Linked DNA regions of Mus musculus: region 1 is linked to region 2. A link is a loop called in an ENCODE intact Hi-C map of the cell type or tissue named here. Cell type or tissue: heart. All regions are shown on one strand. Each heading gives the region's core, and the rest is flanking DNA. Links, peaks and the distances in the headings are about the cores only. Region 1 has its middle 10 kb from the start of Gm39675. Region 2 has its middle 8.1 kb from the start of Gm39674.

Region 1 (8,495 bases), core at 392-8,391, 88 kb before region 2:
TGTTTTTCTTTTCCCAAGATCACTTGCAGAATGGGTGCAGCTTCAGCCTCCATTTGTTAGGAAGGATTTGAAACTCAACACAGTTGCATTAGCTGTCTCTAGCTGCAGGGTGTCTGAGATGAACCAAGATTGGAAGCAGGCTGTTAGACTCTGGAGCTGGCATCCTTGCTACCTTCCTGTGCCTGTCTTGTGAGGCAGGTCAGACAAGGTATCTGGGGAAAAACACTGAAGTTGTCCCTAGGGCCCCCAAGTGCACTCAGCTAAAAACACTTAGAGTTCACAGAATTCTCTTCAGTTCCTTTGAGAAAGGCATTTCAGTGGGGCATTGCTATGTGGTTTTAAATATCGAGACACCTGAACGCTAGCTTAAGGAGAAAAGAGTATTGAAAGGTGTTTTAGAAGCCTGTCGTGACCTCCATCCTTCTCCTTCTTCTCCTCCTTGTCCCTCAGACGGTTTCCATCTGTTTTACACAGCACGGGCACCCATGGACTCCTGGGTTAAAGGAACCTCAGCTCTCTCTTTAGAGAGCGCTTTGGCCTGAAACATGCAGAAAGAGCACCTGCGAGTGTTAAGCTTTACTTGGGGCACTTGGGCTATAGTAGTGTAGATTTTAAAGGGGAACAAAGAGGAAGAAGAGAAGTCCCAGTTCTGTTGGAGGTATCACTTCCAGTGAGATTATGAATGGTCAGCTGATCTCTATTGCTAATCCAATTGTCATTCCCAGGGGAAGAGTCATGTGGCCCTGGCTAAAAGCCAGTTCCGGGGGAGGAGCCAGATGAGGAATCCAGACTGCCCTGCCTGTCTTGGAAGTCCCTTGGACCAGAAGGCTTCAATACACAGTTGAGCTAGTTTTAACAAAAGTCCAGCCCCGCTATCATGGTACTGCTTTTTTCAAGGTCCCATCGGTGTTCTGTCCCGGGTGCCCTATATTTTTATCCTCATCTTGGTCTCTTTCATATTACGTTTGACCCACAGTTGCTCCATATTCGTGTTGTAACTGACTAAACCACATCTTTTCCAAATACTTTTCGCCTTCTCCACCGGAGTGTCCTGGTTAGCACTAAATGCCAACTTGACAGCCTAGAATCGCCTTAGAAAGGACTTTCAGACAAGCAGTTTTCTTGATCGTGTTGGTCTTTGGGTTTGTCTGTGAAAAATTGTCTTAATAGGTAATGGCTGTAGACTGACCCAGGTCACTGTGGAAGATGCCATTTCCTGGGCAAGTGATTCTGCGATGTCTTAGAAGTCTAGCTAAGCCTGAGCTGGTGAATGAGGCAGCAAGCAATATTCTTCTATCATTTTTGCCTCATGTCCCTGCCCTGTCTGCCTTCAGTGACAGACTGTGACCTAGATGTGGAAGCCACATAAATCCTTCCTCCTGCTGAGTTGCTCTGGCTTGTCACAGCAGCAGGAAGAAAGCTAGGATAGTGACTGAACCTTCTTAAAGGGGAAATGCGGACTCTCCCTGTTCTGCTTCATGCTACAAGCTCAGACAGAGCCAGGAGTAACAGAACACTGAAAGGGTGACTGTACTACAACTGCTGTTCTCTGGGTGGGCTCCTCTAAGGCAGGGATGCTGCTTGTACAGCTGGGTCTAGCCATGGGAGCCTGAATGGCCCTTGTCAGAGCACCCATCTTCCTTGCTCTGCAGGCTGGGGACACCATGGCCTGGATAGTTAGGGCTCTCTCATGTCTCCATTTGGTGGCTGTTGTGATCAGCTTTGCTGGTGTCAACTGTCACTTTTCAGCTGGTAAAGCTCTAGACATCCCTGTGCTCCTGCTATTTCTCCATCTTTCGTTTTAATGTGAGCCATTGCACATTCCATACTAGAGCAGATTACATCAGATGCTGCACTTGCCAGCCTCAGCACTAAGCTGTGCTTCTCACTGTCACAGCAGAAAGCCAACCTGGTTTATGGTAGTTTATACTACAGAGACAACTTCCGAGGATCCCTGAAGTGGAGGGGCCTGGTGGGTTCTGTCTTTTCCTGGTAGTTAAAAGCATGGTAGCCTGGGTCAAGAGACTAGGCTGCAGTTCCACTGGAGGCCCTTTCTCTGCATGGTCCTATGCACGAAACTTAACCCTTGGGTTCTCAGGTTCTCTGTGGAATCATTTTGACCTGAAATCAGGACACTGCATATGAAGTGCTTATCGTGGTTCCTGGTACATGGTAATGACCTAATACCCAGCAGCCATTGCTAATATATAGTTTACACTCTGATGCTTGAGTTTGGTCACATAACATCTCCTCAGTAACAGCCTGTAGGAACCAAGCTTCATCAGAAAGTTGCAAAGTTGTGGCAGTCTCCTATGTTTCCAGGACTGTCATAGGGATGAACTGGAACAATGGGTATACTCACCCATATGCATCGGCGCCTCTCAAATCTTACCCATTGATTCTTCTTAGCAAATCTAAGGATAGGTAATATATGCAATTTTACACACAAGGAAATAGAGGCATTAATAGGTAGGTTAAGAAACTGGCTCAACCCAAAAGTTAGTAAGTGGATAATTAGACTCCTTACCATGCCAATGACCACTGTCTTCTCTATGGTTTGAGGTGCTTGGCACGAGTAGGAGATTTTTAAAAAATAAGAATGACATTTCTACACATTGCTGAAGTATAAACAAAAAAAGAGGCTACAGAGCCTAACAGCTATTTAGAGCAGCATCCATGGAGTCCTTGGGAAATGAAACCAGGCAACTATGGAAGAAGAAAGGATCCAAACTCCTTAGTGAGTGCTGGCTGTTCCCCTGGGAGCTTAGCGGGTATGATGCTATGGAGTCCTGTGAAACACCATGAGTGACAGGTCATGGTCCATGTGAACTCTATCCCCACATACCTCTGAAGTTCTTGGTCTGAGAACAGACCTGAGAGCTTTTCCTAAGAGGTGGGAAGAAAAACAACTCCAATTGTCAGCCCCAGCTGACCAGCACACAGGATGTGTGAAGATTTGAATGGCCAAATTTCCAGGCTTATTTTCCACCAGTCCAGCAAAAATATATGCACAAGGCATAGCAGCCTCTAGGCCAGATACCTAGAGGTGTCCGTCAGTGGCCTGGAGGAAACAGATGGCACCATTCAAATTAAACAAAATGTGAGGAGAGTTTAATAAAGAAGAGGTCTGTTCTCAGACCAAGAACTTCAGAAGTATGTGGGGATAGAGTTTACATGGACCATGGGAACTGTGCGCCTGTCACACACGTGGGGACAGAGTTCACGTGGACCAAAGGTGAGGGGAGACCCATGAGACAGGGTACAATTCCCTGGGGCTGGTCATCTCCCCTGGGCCTTTGGGTCCAGGGATAGAGAGCACCCTGGAGGCAGCCACCTGGCAGGAAGTAGGGCTTTTGTCAGAGGGACCCACACCACACATTGTGGACTTGTACGTGAGAAGATGGGGGTGTAAATATCCCAGCCATCCTCATTTCATCAGAGTTCTCAATCCTGTTTTCTTCACCAGGACCTACAGGGGAAGTCGCAGTCTCCCAAGGCACAGGAAGACAGAGCGCACAGGCTGCAAGGGTCTGGGTACAATTCCCGAGGGGAAGTCTCAGGAACATTGGTACCCAGGAAAGCTATTGTTACTTTGAAACTGAAAATTTCCAGGCAAAGCGTAAGTTTGGGGTCCCAGAGATAATAGTCTGATTCTTGTATTGTGAAGAAAGGGAACTAAGGCATGCCTGACATTGCCTTCTGTCCCTTACATATCATATGAGAGTCTCTTAACCCACTCAAAGTGAGTTGGGTCTGAAAATGGCCATGCTCTTGATGGGCCACGCAAGAGATAGCCCAAGAGGATTGCTAGTCCCTTATGTCCCTCACAATCAGCTCGTCTTCATGGATTTGTTTGTGTTCGTTTCATATGCACAAATAAAGCATGTGATATTCCTTAGTTTATTTGGGAGAGCCCTCCCCCGTACCAAGGTCTGCACATGCTCCAGTCCCTTACATAAAACAATGCAGTACCTACATATAACCACATATTTGTGCCTGTGTACATGTCTAGATTATCTCAGCACCTCATGCAATGTAAGTGCTCCGTACATAGTAACTGTACTGTATTATTTAGGAAGTAAAAAATGGGGAAGAGTCTATACGTGTTTGGCCATAGTACTGTTGTTCTTTATTTATTCTTGACCTTGGGTTGAATCCATGGCTGCGGGAGCCATAGATAGAAAGGGGCAAGTATTTCCAGTTAAAGTATGGGATGCACCTGCAGCGCACAATGCCATGTTTTATTTGTTTCCGTATGCCCAGAACCTGCCACAAGGCTGACATACCATAGAATTCCAATAAGCATTTATTATGTGTGTGTTTCTGTGGCCCTCAGATTCCCACTGAGTGGCATTTATTAAGCCCTTACTACTTTCCAAGCGTTGTCTCTGGCCATTCTCATCTCAGTATTCTAATTTAATATTCATAACCACTCTACTTATCTTACCCTCACTTTTATAAACACTGGAACCAAGGCTCGGAAAGACAAAAGAGGCAGACCGTGGGTTTTAATAAGGTTTTTGGTTGCTTCCCTGATTGAATGTTTCATCCTCTTCTGTTCTGAAGCCGTCTCTGGATTGGTCACTGAACAGTTACTTCATGCATATGCATGGGCTGACGGCATGAATGAGTCCCCCAGAGTCTGCAGCGTGCTTTGTGCATCTCTGAGCCTACCACTGAGTGTGCTGGCTTGCTGGCAGTTGTCATTCCACTTTCTAAAACCGAGTTAAAATAATTTCAGTTAACATAGTTGTCCATAATTAGGGGCTGTGGTGTGATGTCTCAATACATGCACACCATGTGAACTGATCAGGGAGTTTCTGTTTCCCTTTCTGTCATTATTTTGTTTGGGGCCTTTGAGCTTCTCTCCACTACTTATTCATAAACCAGACAATGGACCGTTGTGAGGTGCAGTCCTCCCCTGTGCTGGAGAACACTAGCACTTATTTTTTTTGTCTAAATGTCTTTGATGCCCAAACTGCTCATCTCCTCTGAGCACACTGCCAACAAGAGCATTCATAGTGTCTGCCTAACTAGAACCCATTATGCGGCATGAGCTTGCGATGATCCAGTAAGGTGGATGCTGGCGCTGGTCTTGGTTCTACTTTAGAGACAAGAGCCTGGTGATGTCACATTTGGCTTTCTCCATTAATTCAGAACACATACATTGCTGGCAGTTTCTTCTGAGGAATGGTTGAAATGAAATTGTCAAGTGCATCCCCCTTGGGTGATCTGAAATGGAGCTGCCAAAATATTTGCCAGTGACATCCACCTGTCTTAGAAGAATCACGCGCGCGCACGCGCGCACACACACACACAGAGAGAGAGAGAGAGAGACAGAGACAGAGACAGAGACAGAGACAGAGACAGAGAGACATAGTCACAGACACAGAGAAAGACAGAGACAGAGAGAACAGGGGCAGGTAAGATGTCTGAGTAGTGTGGAAGTGTGGAAGTCTGAGGACCTGAGTTGGATCCCTAGTGGAAGAACCAACAGTTGTCCTTTGTCCTTTGACCTGCACAGAGGAGCAGTGGTCCACATGCCTGCACTGCCTCCCACCACTGACAAACAACTTTAAAACTGTAAAGAGAGGATAAATACTGAAAGCGGCTCCCCGTTGAACACAACCTGCATTCACCTCTATCTTCTCACCTATTGTGTCCTCCGTCTACACTGCCCCAAAGAGGAGGCACGCATAGCTCTGACATACATGATACATGATACATGATACATGAGGGTCCATATATGCCCATTCCCCATATATGTTAGTTGTGTTTTGGAGACAATGGCTTTGCGGTGATAAGGGAGTTGTTCTCGGGGCATATCTGCCTGTCTGGCTCTTGTCCTTGGGTGGGACCAGACCTAGGCTCATCATTTTTTGCTTTATTTTACTAAGGATTCAAAGAAGATTTGGATCTGGTCTAGAAAATCATGTTCCTGACCGTGGTAGGTGGTGTGGGGTTGGGATAGGGAGGCAGGCAGGGAGAGTCTTATTTCCAGACTGCTTTCTAAAACCTAAGGCTTTGCATGACAAGTGTTTCTTCTTCCTTTGAGTCCTTAGAGCTCTTTCTCTAGCCCTGTGGGGCAGCCCTTGTCTCAGGTTACTCCTTACCTTCCTTTCCAAGCAGGAAGCTAGTTAAAGGCAGCTCAGCATCTAGTCCTTCTTTGTCCCCTTCCAGGCCCAAACTCTCACATTTCCTGACCTAGAATATGGGAGTAGGAGGCAGCGTATCATGTATGTCAGAGCAGTGACACAGCTTATCATGTATGTCAGAGTTGTAATGCACCACACCATGCATGTCAGAGCAGTGACACAGCTTATCATGAATGTCAGAGCTGTGATGCACCGCATCATGCATGTATGAGCTGTGACACAGCTTATCATGTATGTCAGAGCTGTGATTCACCACACCATGCATGTCAGAGCAGTGACACAGCTTATCATGTATGTCAGAGCTGTGATTCACCACACCATGCATGTCAGAGCAGTGACACAGCTTATCATGTATGTCAGAGCTGTGATTCACCACATCATGCATGTCAGAGCAGTGACACAGCTTATCATGAATGTCAGAGCTGTGATGCACCGCATCATGCATGTATGAGCTGTGACACAGCTTATCATGAATGTCAGAGCTGTGATGCACCACATCATGCATGTCAGAGCAGTGACACAGCTTATCATGTATGTCAGAGCTGGGACTGCTTCCTCTTTGGGACAGTTTAGATGGTGTACATGGTAGGTAGAGGAGAGTGGTGAAAGAACAGGCCACAGAGATAGCAAAGGTGAGACTGGCCTTGAGAATCAGCTTGCTTCTCCTTTTGATCTTTCTCCAGCCTCACACTAGTCTGCAGGTGCCCAGCCAAAGTCAGTAGGCAGGAGGGGGGGGTGAAAAGTGTGGGATCCAGCAAACTAAAAAGGAACAAGCCAGTATTTCCAAGCAGCACACTGGCATGTTAGAGGAATGGATCTAGGCTCTCTTCTGAGGTTACAAGAAGAAAGTCACTGACTCCAGGTCAGAGGATGAGACACTTAAGGAGCAGCAGGGCATCAGGAGCCCAACTCTGGAGTGATTATTCGACTGGGCTTTGTGAGGGGGCTCTTCACTGAGACACTAATATTCTGTGCAGTATGCACACATGAGAATGTGCAGTGGAGTTGGGGAGTCTCTGCCCTCAGGTTATATTACTTCTGTTCAGATCCCAGTACTTCTGCTTCCTAGCTGTCCCAGTTTAGGCATGATTCCTTACTCAGAGGAGTGAAGCAGGCGGCTCAATGGCCTTCGCTCAGTGTTTCTCCATGGCATCTCATCTCATTGACTCATGTTTCTGTGGTGTCGGAGTGGAACCCAGGGCCATGCACGTGCTAGGTTAATGCTCTACCACATAGCAGCCCCCCTAGCTCGAACTAATTCCTTTTACGTTAGGAAAGGCAGAGAGCACCTTCTGCTTCTGACCTACCTCTCACATGGGCTGGGACCATTCAGCAGAGTGGGGTGCCGCAAACTGGAGCCATATGTGTAGAGTTTAATCCTGGCCCTTCCCTTTTCAAGTTTGGTAACCTGGAGCAACTTGCCTGGCTTCCCCTTGCCTCAGTTTTCTAGTCTTGTGAGGTGGGGAGGACTTGGCCCTTTGTCTTAAGAGTTCTTAGGACCATGGTTCTTTGGAAGGAGATGGCTGATGCAGAGCAAGTGTCCAGCAAATGTGAGTTATTACAATGCTATGTTTCTCTGGCATTTTCAGATGACAGTGTTTCATGGTTAAACTGTCCCTTCCCCAGCCTGCTGCTGAGCCAGAGAACTCAGATCTGCAGGGCAGCAAAGAAACGCTTCTTCATCTTGCTGTGATGTCAGGAGGGCTCCTTATCAATAATGGAACAGTTTTTCCAGGAACCCAATCTAGAGAGCGCAGCACCCTGGCTGCTGCAGGGCCTGGCTGGCTGGTGTTCCGGGAAGACGCTGGGCAGAGAGGAGTGTTATCTTGGATATGTCTTGCCTGCTATGTGAGCAGAGGCGGGGCATGCCTGTCTTGAAACAGGGCTCTTCAGTGCTCCCACATTGTGCTACAACAGGCCCAGGCAGACAGCCCTATACCTAACCTGCTGTGTTCAAGGCACAAGACTGGAATCATTAGTGTGGCAGCCATTCTGAGTGTCCTCTCTTCCCTTGCCGTTCATCTCCAAGCCTTCTGAGTCCAGATGGCTTTGTTTCCAAATGGATCCCACATCTTCCCCTATCTTAGGACACAGAGCTCACTCCTGCTTGCCTTGGTGCCTAAAGCAGTGTCACCTTGCTTCCCTGATCTCTATGCAGCCTCCTATGTGCCACTTCAGTGCACATAAGCATGCACATCCGCACATGTATGCATACGCATGCAGACACAGACACACTAGCATCAAAGGCTCGTCTAAATACATTTTGATTTGTCACCCCCATGCCAGAACCTTCCAGGCCTGAACTCAACTTGATGTTCTATCTCTTTACTTGGACCCTGT
Region 2 (8,495 bases), core at 294-8,293:
AGGAATTGAATTAGAACACACAACACAATATATGCTCATAAATATGGCATGCTTTTAACGAAGACATTCATGAGAAATTGGGTACAAACCATTTTCGAGAACAATGTAGCCACTCAGAATTTTAAAAATGCACATACCTCTAGTCCAATGCTCCCCCTTCGAGAGCTTAGCCCTGGGGCTAGGGAGAGAGCTCAGTTGATAAAGCTTGAGAATCTGAGATCAAATCCACCACCTCCCTGTAAAAAACAAGCCAACCAACAAACAACAAAACCAAGCTCAGATGGCAGGGGTGGGGCAGAGGCTGGAAGACCATGCTCACTGGCTAGCCAATCGGTGAGTTCCAGATTCAGTGCGTGACCACGTCTCAAAAAAAAAAATAGTGGAGAAGCAATTGAGGAAGACAGCTGCGGTCCACCTTCCCTCCACATGCCAAATGCATGTCTACACATGTGCATAACCTCTATAATACTCACTAACACACACAAAAGAATTTAGTCCCTGCTCAGGCAAGGGTGCTGAGGGGGCAGATCAGGGTGCTAACAGCAAAACCCTAGGAGAGGATCAACTCAAAGGTGTTGTCAGGGGACTGTCAAGTCCACCAATCAAAGCATCGGCCACAGAAGACAGTGATTGCATGAAGTTGTTCCAGGAGACATTCAGGGCACAGATACAGAATGAGGACCAAGATTTATTGTCATGCAAAAAAGCAAGTTGGTCAAGAACTGTATACATCTAAAGTCATCTGCATTTGTTTTTAAATAAAGGCTTAGAAATAGTCTAAAAAGATTCTTGAGCAACTCCTAGCAGTGACGGTTCTATGGCATGGCCTCTTAGCCAGGCCAGTTCTGCCATGCAGCTTCCCTGAGAGAGCTGGCCATTTCTGTGGCTATGGCAACAAACAAACAAACAAACAAACAAACAAAAAACAGTGGCAGGATCACTGGCATCTAGGGGCTAAGACACTTCCAAACATGGTAGCCCCAGCTTCCAAACACAGTAGCCCCAGCAGCAAAGAATCGTCTTGACCTCGAGTGTACCTTGACAGAGGCTAAGAACCTTCAGGCGGTTCAAAGAGGAGGAACAGGGTTGATCGTGGATATGAGACTATTTTAATCTCCTGTGTCTGTGGCTCCTGGAAGCAGCAAGAAGAAAGCCTTGCTCTGAGCAGTAAGATGTGAACTGCAGGCATGCAGCAGAGGCTCAACACCAGTCCTTGCTCTGAGCTGCTGTTTCTGCCTCTGCAGAAAGACCTGCAGAGACATCTCCTCATAGGGGCTGCCTGCCTCCGTACCTTACCTGTAGGTCACCCCACAGGGGCCACCTAGTGTGGCGGAGAATGTGTGGGAGCGCCTTCCCAAGCCCAGCGCCAGCAGAAGCAGGAAAGCATGTTGTACTCTGGGACCCTGGAATCTGCCTCCAAGAGGCAAGAGGCTGAAGTTCCAACATGGCTTCTTGGTAAATAGGTAAATATCCTGTAACAATGGGCCTGCTGAACACTAAACAGAGGTGTGCCCACCTGGGAACTATATATATGTGTAGAGGAGTTCCCATCTTGCCTCTTTCTAGAGAACAATCCCGTCTGCTGGGGAAAACACAGATTCTAAAATGATTGACAACGAAATCCATGCCTAAAATGTGGTGGTTTCAATGTGTCTTTCTGAAGTTCAAGTGCTATAAACTCACCCTGCCTCCCCACACCACCCCAAATTTATATGCCAGTATCATGGGAGGTGAGGTCTCTGGCAGACAATTAGTATCAGATGAGGGCCTGAGAGTGGTGCCAGCAAGACAGAACTGATGGCTTTAGAAGAAAGGGAAGAACCAGACTGTGTTTTCCCGTCTGTCATGAGGTGCCATGTACCATTCAGGAGGCAGCACAAGGCCTTCACCAGATGCCAGGTCAATTCTTAGACCACTCAGCTTCTGGACTGTGAGCCAAATAAACCTGTTCTTTTAGAATTACCAGACTCGGGTACTTTGTTACAGCAACAGAAAACGGACTAAGAAACAGGGATAGTTGCTACTGGCACCTTCCTGCACATGCATTTTATGCAACTTCATTCACAGATATTGCAAATGTCACTGTGGAAAGAGATGAGGGGTGGGGGGAATTAAGAGTCTCATAACTCTAGAGCCTGGCCATCTGCCTCTGGGTAACTCTGACAATTGAGTCCCTGACTAGCTTGGGAGGCAGCAACAATTACTACCAAAATACGCGTCTTCTGGCCTCCCACCCCCACCCGTGCACACACTGGTTATTCTTATGCTGAAGATGAAGGGTCCCTAGCTGCTTTTCAGAACTGGGGCACATCTGATAGAGACATTCTGAGTTTGGGTTGTCACATTCTTGCCTGAGAAAGAGTTCAGCAACTTCACTTCCCCTGCGAGCGGGGCCTTGAATTTGACTTTACAAGTTTCTGGCAGGCATGGTTAAGGTGGAGCAGCTAAATGTCCTATGCAGTACTTGAGACTTACTTACTCCTTAAAAATTACTTGTTATTTATCTGAAATTGAGCATTTAATATTTTCATTTGTTTAAATCTAACAAGCTGGAGGTCCAGGCAGGAAGCGGGAACTCACTTGCATGGGTCTGAGCAGCTGGCATCGAGAGTAAAATGCTCTTCTTTTGCTCCATTGAGAGTCTTGTTTGCTTACCGTGAAAAATTGGATTCTGCGGGAAGCCTCAGTGGGAGATGCTTCTGAAAGTTCCAGAAAGTCTTGGGCTCTTGGGGCCTACCCAATCTACTTGGGAAAGGCTCTTCTGGAATCTATTTGATGAGTTTAAACTCCAGGCCATAGAGTTCAGGCTTCAAGACACCTCTTTGTTATAATCCCATTTGAAGCCCTAGTGAATCTGTAAGCCTGAGAAATCATTATTATCATGGGGTTGCAAACCGTGTGGGACTTGGAAGCACCCAAACCTGGGCAGAGGAAGCCCCTCCTCCTTTAGGGAGACTGACAGTTTATCTGGTTACTGAACACCTGCCATATACCCAGTCACACTGAGCATACTTCACCCTTACACCAACATCCTGGGCCAGGCCGCACAATGAGTTCTCTACAAAGGAGGCAAGAAGGCTCAGAGAGGTGGGCTCACTCCTTTGAGGTCATTCAGCTAAGAAATGGCAACAAAAGGATTTGAGCCGCTAGTTGAGTTTCTCTCTGCTGTCAGGGTGGCAGGCAAGACTGTGAGGCCCTGGGGCTGGTGGGAAAGAGAAAGTCAGCTCTCTTCAGCCTATGCACTTCAGAAAGGGACTGTCCCCTCAGGGAAGGCTGGGACCCCATCCAGAGCAGGAACAAAAATTTTAGAATTCTGTTCCATGCCTAAAAATAGCATCAAGCACCAATTTCATGCCAGGCATGGTTGCTAAGAGACCTTCCAGACGTCATCCCGTTTACCCTTAGAGCTGCAGGTGACGTCTATTGTATTATAGGTTTTTTAGCAAATGAGAGGACTGTGTCAAAGACACCAAGTGGAGGACCCAAGGCCACCTAGTGCTCAAACAGGATGAGGCCTTCCACACAGGCTGAAGGGGAGGAGGGAGGCACACAGGAAGTTGTGACTAGGAGCCTGCTCGGGCAGAGCATGAGTGTTCTCATTTCCTCCTGCTATTGTCACAAATTAGTACAAGCCCGGTGTCTTAGCAACACAGATTCATTATCTTCCAGGTTGGAAGGTTGGAAATCCACAATTGATTCCCCTGAGAAAAGGTCAAGGGGCCAGCAGGGCTACGCTGCTTCCTCCGTGCAGGAGATGATTCAGGAACCCATCTGGATCCTCCATCTGCTCTGGACCCAGAGAAAACCTTTTTATCAACAGCTGGAGCTGGTGTTAGTTGAGGCAAGGCTCTTTCAGCCTCTACACCTACAACTGAATCCCTTCTTCCTCATTCCACCTCCGCACACTGGAGGACTTGGGCTCAGCCTGGGGCCATTGTCGCTTCCCCAGCTTTATTACCTACCACCCCTGCGTGTTCACAGGGCCAGATGCACAGACTTAAATTCTATTGATGTCAATGTTTGACTCATTTGACAGCACGATGGATTATTTAGGGAGCTTTAAAATGTCCTGATGTCATCAAACCCGAGTGACTCCATCAGACTCCAGGGAATCCAAAATTTAAACGTAGATTTGTGTGACCAGAACCGCACTGGGGATACAACACAGTTCCAGCTCCCTAAAGTCTCTCGAGCTGGAGATGTGGCTTGGGAGCTTAGCATACTCCGTGCACTGCTTTAGAGAACAAGGCTCAGCTCTGCTTCCCTGGCTGGGCCTGCTCCCATGTTTTCAAAGGAGAAAAAAAGGAAGCCTGAAAAGTCCCTGCTAGAAGAGAAGACTGCAGCTGCCAGTCGGCTGCTCTGCAGAGCACACAGAGATCTTTCTCTCATTGTTTCCCCAGTAAGAACTGGACAAAGCTGTCTGAAGGAAGCCCTGAGTCGAGGAACCCCCTCTTCTTCACTGCACAGCATGGCTGCTAATTTCATGGCCATAACTAGAGGTCAAGGAAAGGTGGTGATGTAGGCAGAAAAGAGAGGGATGGGAGGGAGTCTCAAACTCCAGAATCTTAGCTGAGGATGATATACATCAAGCGGTGTGGGAGGGGGGCTTGAGGTGGCATAGAATTCCATATAAGCTTGTTCATGCCCAGGTGAGCCAGTCCTCAGAGGGGCTGGGGTCACGTTTTATGTGGTGATGTTTGTATACTTAGTTCCTCCTGTGTGTCAGCACCTTACTCCATCTCTGTCTTTACCATATCCCAGAGAGTAGCTAACCTTAATGGTTCTTTTGTACTTATAGAAAAAGTGTTCAGAAAGAGTAAGAAACATAGCCTGGGACGTGCAGAATAAGGGGATGCCACGGCTGAGATTTGGCTACAGAGTGTCTCCAACTGAGGACAGTGAAGCTTAGAGACTGTCAGAGGCTGTGACAGCATGGAAGCCATGTGTATTTGGAAGAAAGATGCTTTGTAGCTGGAATCTGAATCTTTCCCCAGTCCAGCTGTAAGTGGTACAATTCTCCTTTGAGAAGCTGGGCAGACAGCTGAGCAGGATACAGCTCCCAGGCAGCCTCGGGTCAGCAGGCTGTGTTCCTGAGCTGGGATTGGAAGGCTAAGTGGATTTAGTGTGTTTCCAACTTATGTTTTCTACTTATGATAGGGTGTTTTGTTGCTATGAAGAGACACCATGACCAAAGCAACACTTATAAAGGAAAACATTTCATTGGGGCAGGCTCACAGTTTCGGAGGTTTAATCAGTTTTCATGGTGAGAAACATGGTGCTGGGGGAGCTCTCAATCTTGATCTGAAGGCAACCAGGAGACTCTCTCTTCCATACTGGGTGGAGCTTGAGCACTAGGAGCCCTCAAAGCCCACCTACCCAGTGACGCACTTCCTCCAACAAGGTCACTCCTCCTAACAGTGCCACTTCCCATGGACCAAGCATATTCAAACCATCACATGGAATTATGAAGACATAACTGTATGGTAAGTCAAGCAAGCATCTGTACATTATAATAGTGCCCACTATGGACTTATACTCTGTGCCCAGCCCTGTGAAGAACTGTGTCCTCTGGAGTCCATCCAGGGCCTCCAGGGTGTCATCCAGGGGCTGTTGTTCCAGGTAACTTAAAGGAACCCCTTACTGTAGGTTGAACGTCAGACTGGGAGTAGCATTCTTGTTCAAGCTGACCCACTCATCTGTGTTTCCATCCATTCGTCTACTCATTCACTTAGCATACCTTCACTCAAGGCTATGTATGACCTACTCTGTACCACTCGGTGCCAAGACCTGACCCTTTCACAGCCTTCCGGTGATGAGGGTCTCAATGAAGAAAGAAGCAGACATGGGTGTGCTGGTGTAGCTGAGAGGGCGCCAAGAAGGCAGAAAGATCAGGTAGACAGTCAGTGGCTGAAGAAGGCAGAGGGATGGGCTGATCAGAGAAGTGGACAAGCAGGTGCTCAGCAGGTGCACAGCTCACAGAGCCCAGGAGAACTGAACACAGGCTGCTCCTGGAGACAGGTTTGTGGCCAGTTCTTAATTTGCACACAGCATCTGTAGTAACAGGTTCACCTAGCAGCCAGTGCCTTTGTCCTTGCCCTGGGGCCTCTCCAAAGACATGTTCCTGGCTGCAACTGCTTTGGTTACCATCAATGACCTATCCCTCTCTACGGAGGGACATGCATGGGTCACCAGTTCCTGGGAGCCTAGGTCAAAGACTCCTTCCTGCAAGTCTCCAGCCAGGATGCACCTCTGTTGGGCCTCCAAAGTCTTCACAGCTTGAGGCTTTATTAAATCTCCTCTGCCAGGGCAGAGAAAGTTAAGAAAAATAAGGCTGAAGTCAGTCAGCGGGTCTCCTGGGGGCTCCTGTCCCCTAGAAAGCTTCTCTGTGAGCTCAGAACTTCCTTCTAGTCCTCAGCCTTCAATCCAGCCCAGCCCAAAGAAAGCAAAATGTTGACAACGAACAAAGTTTCCTCGACCTCTGCGTTTTTCCTTGAATATTTATTCTCTGCACTTATCTGCTCACCTGTTTATTTCCTTGCAGGCAGGCACTGATTCAGCTGAGAGTTACAGAGGACCTACTCCATGAGTTACCAGGAAGAACAAATAGAGGCGGAGTCTCCCTTGGTTTCCTAAGCCAAGCCAAGGGGTGGGGACGAGAGGATGGGGAGCAGAAAGGATGGGATGGGGAGCGGCTACCATAGTAACACACAGTGCGTGGTTGTATGATCAAACTACTATTGGAATACAGAACACAAAGTACTTAATTTCTTGGGGGAACCAGTAGAGGTTTCCCAGCAGAGGTGACATTTAAATGGGTCTTGCAGAATCAATGGGACTTTGCTAAGCAAATCACGCAAGACATTGTCATTCCAGGTAGAGAGGGACACGAGTGTGGCCGACTCAGGAAGTAAGGGGCAGAACCAAGAGAAAGAAAACAGAAGAGCCTCTCACGCAGCTGTTTGCACCCAGCTCCCAGTTAATTTTCATAAGCATCTGGAGTATGGCCCACTTCCACTGCTAGGCAGAAAGAGACTTTGAGCAGGGAGGTCACTTGCCAAAGGCCACACAGGCCAGCAAGAGGCTGAATCAGGATTTGTGCTATGTTGGTTGACACCTGCATTCTCCACTCCACTCACAGGCTGAGATGGTGAGATGACAGCAGCCATGCCAAGGAACCCTAACTGGTGGCTTGGCAGCATGGGAGAAGACAGCAGTGCCAAAGCCCTTTCTTTTTCCTCCATGCCAAGCCTGAAGCCTTGGCATGGCAGGATCCACCTCTGTAATGCCCCACACTATCTGTCTGTGTCATTCAGGCCTAAGAGGACTGTGGGAAGAGCCACCATTGCTTAGTTTCTTATAGGAGCTGGGGTCTCATCAGCAAGCAGAGGCCAGGTGCTGATGGGCACTCTTTCTAAGACCCAGCAGCCATATAATTACAGGCCGGCTGGTAAGAAGTGTGGGTGGGCTGGGACCACATGGAAGAAAGGGGCAGTCATGCCTGTTGAGGCCTGCAGGAGGGCTCTGTGGAGGCTACCAGCTCAGCGTCTTGCTGTCTAGAGACCACACACATACTGGCTCGGGAGACAGACATGGGAGATGGGAAGGAGCCATGCTGAGTACTGGCCATGGGCCAAGGGCTAATCAGGTCTTCATCCCTACTCTCACATGTAAACCCCCAGCCCCAACCCCACCCCCAGAGCCTAGAGAGAAAGGTGTTCTGTCTGTTTCATAGAGAAAATAAGGTTTCCAGAAGTGAAACAAATCACTCCTGGGTCGCACCACTTGAGGTTCCAACTCAGCTTCAGGGAATCTAAACGTCTGAGGAGAGAAAGAAGCTGTGATGCCGTGGCCTTACTAAGGACCAGTACTAAGGACAGGAAGAGGGGACGTCATTTAAATGTCAAAGCAGAGGTTGGCATCAGAAGATTGGGGGTTTAAGGACCTTTCTGTCTTTGTCTTTTCTTGTTCTCAGTTGTTAGGGAGATGTGTCACCCTGGGGCCCCTACATCAGGCTGTGCCTCTGAGCACCTCCACACTGTCCTCTCCTGCCACAGGTCCTCCCCCGTTATCAGAAGATGTCCATCAACTTTGGCTGGGACACCCTTAAGGGTGCCAAAGAGTTCTGACAAATCTACTGGAGCTACCACTGTGGGTAAATAAAGTCTGCCAGCTTGGGATCCCTCTCATCTGCTCTGGTAGCATTAGCTGTCTCCACTCACCAAGGACTTACAAGACTTACATGTGCTATGGCCAGGTGATCCCACAGAAGCATCAGCTGGAGCCTGTAAGAAGAGCCACTTGTCACTAGATCGTCCCCAAACGGACTCGTCCCAAACTGTTCAAAACAGGCGAGTGAAGTCTAGGATGAGCCTCCTGCTACAGTGTCCCCAACAGGCCCATTCCTTATTGTATTGCTCGCTCGCCAACCTGTGCCATTACTGGGAGTTTGTGGAGGCTTAAGAGGGGTGGCCTAGTGGGAGGAAGTGAAATCACTG

Evidence for each region. Peaks named below come from ENCODE experiments on the same cell type or tissue, not always from the same donor. Only the 100,000 strongest peaks of a DNase experiment are listed, where the experiment ranks them.
Region 1: a loop joins it to region 2, with 1.9 times the contacts of the local background. A loop is called at or near these places in 4 of 42 quality-filtered maps.

What each region holds. Positions count from the first base shown.
Region 1 is chr11:31,843,465-31,851,959 of GRCm38, reverse strand. No RefSeq gene overlaps it. Among named protein-coding and RNA genes, the nearest start is that of Gm39675, 10 kb to the right of the region's middle. In heart, for the core only: no CTCF peak of the experiment used is centred there; a DNase peak (open chromatin) is centred at 749; H3K27ac peaks cover 1,757 bases.
Region 2 is chr11:31,755,111-31,763,605 of GRCm38, reverse strand. No RefSeq gene overlaps it. Among named protein-coding and RNA genes, the nearest start is that of Gm39674, 8.1 kb to the right of the region's middle. In heart, for the core only: a CTCF peak has its summit at 3,497; a DNase peak (open chromatin) is centred at 3,535; H3K27ac peaks cover 1,140 bases.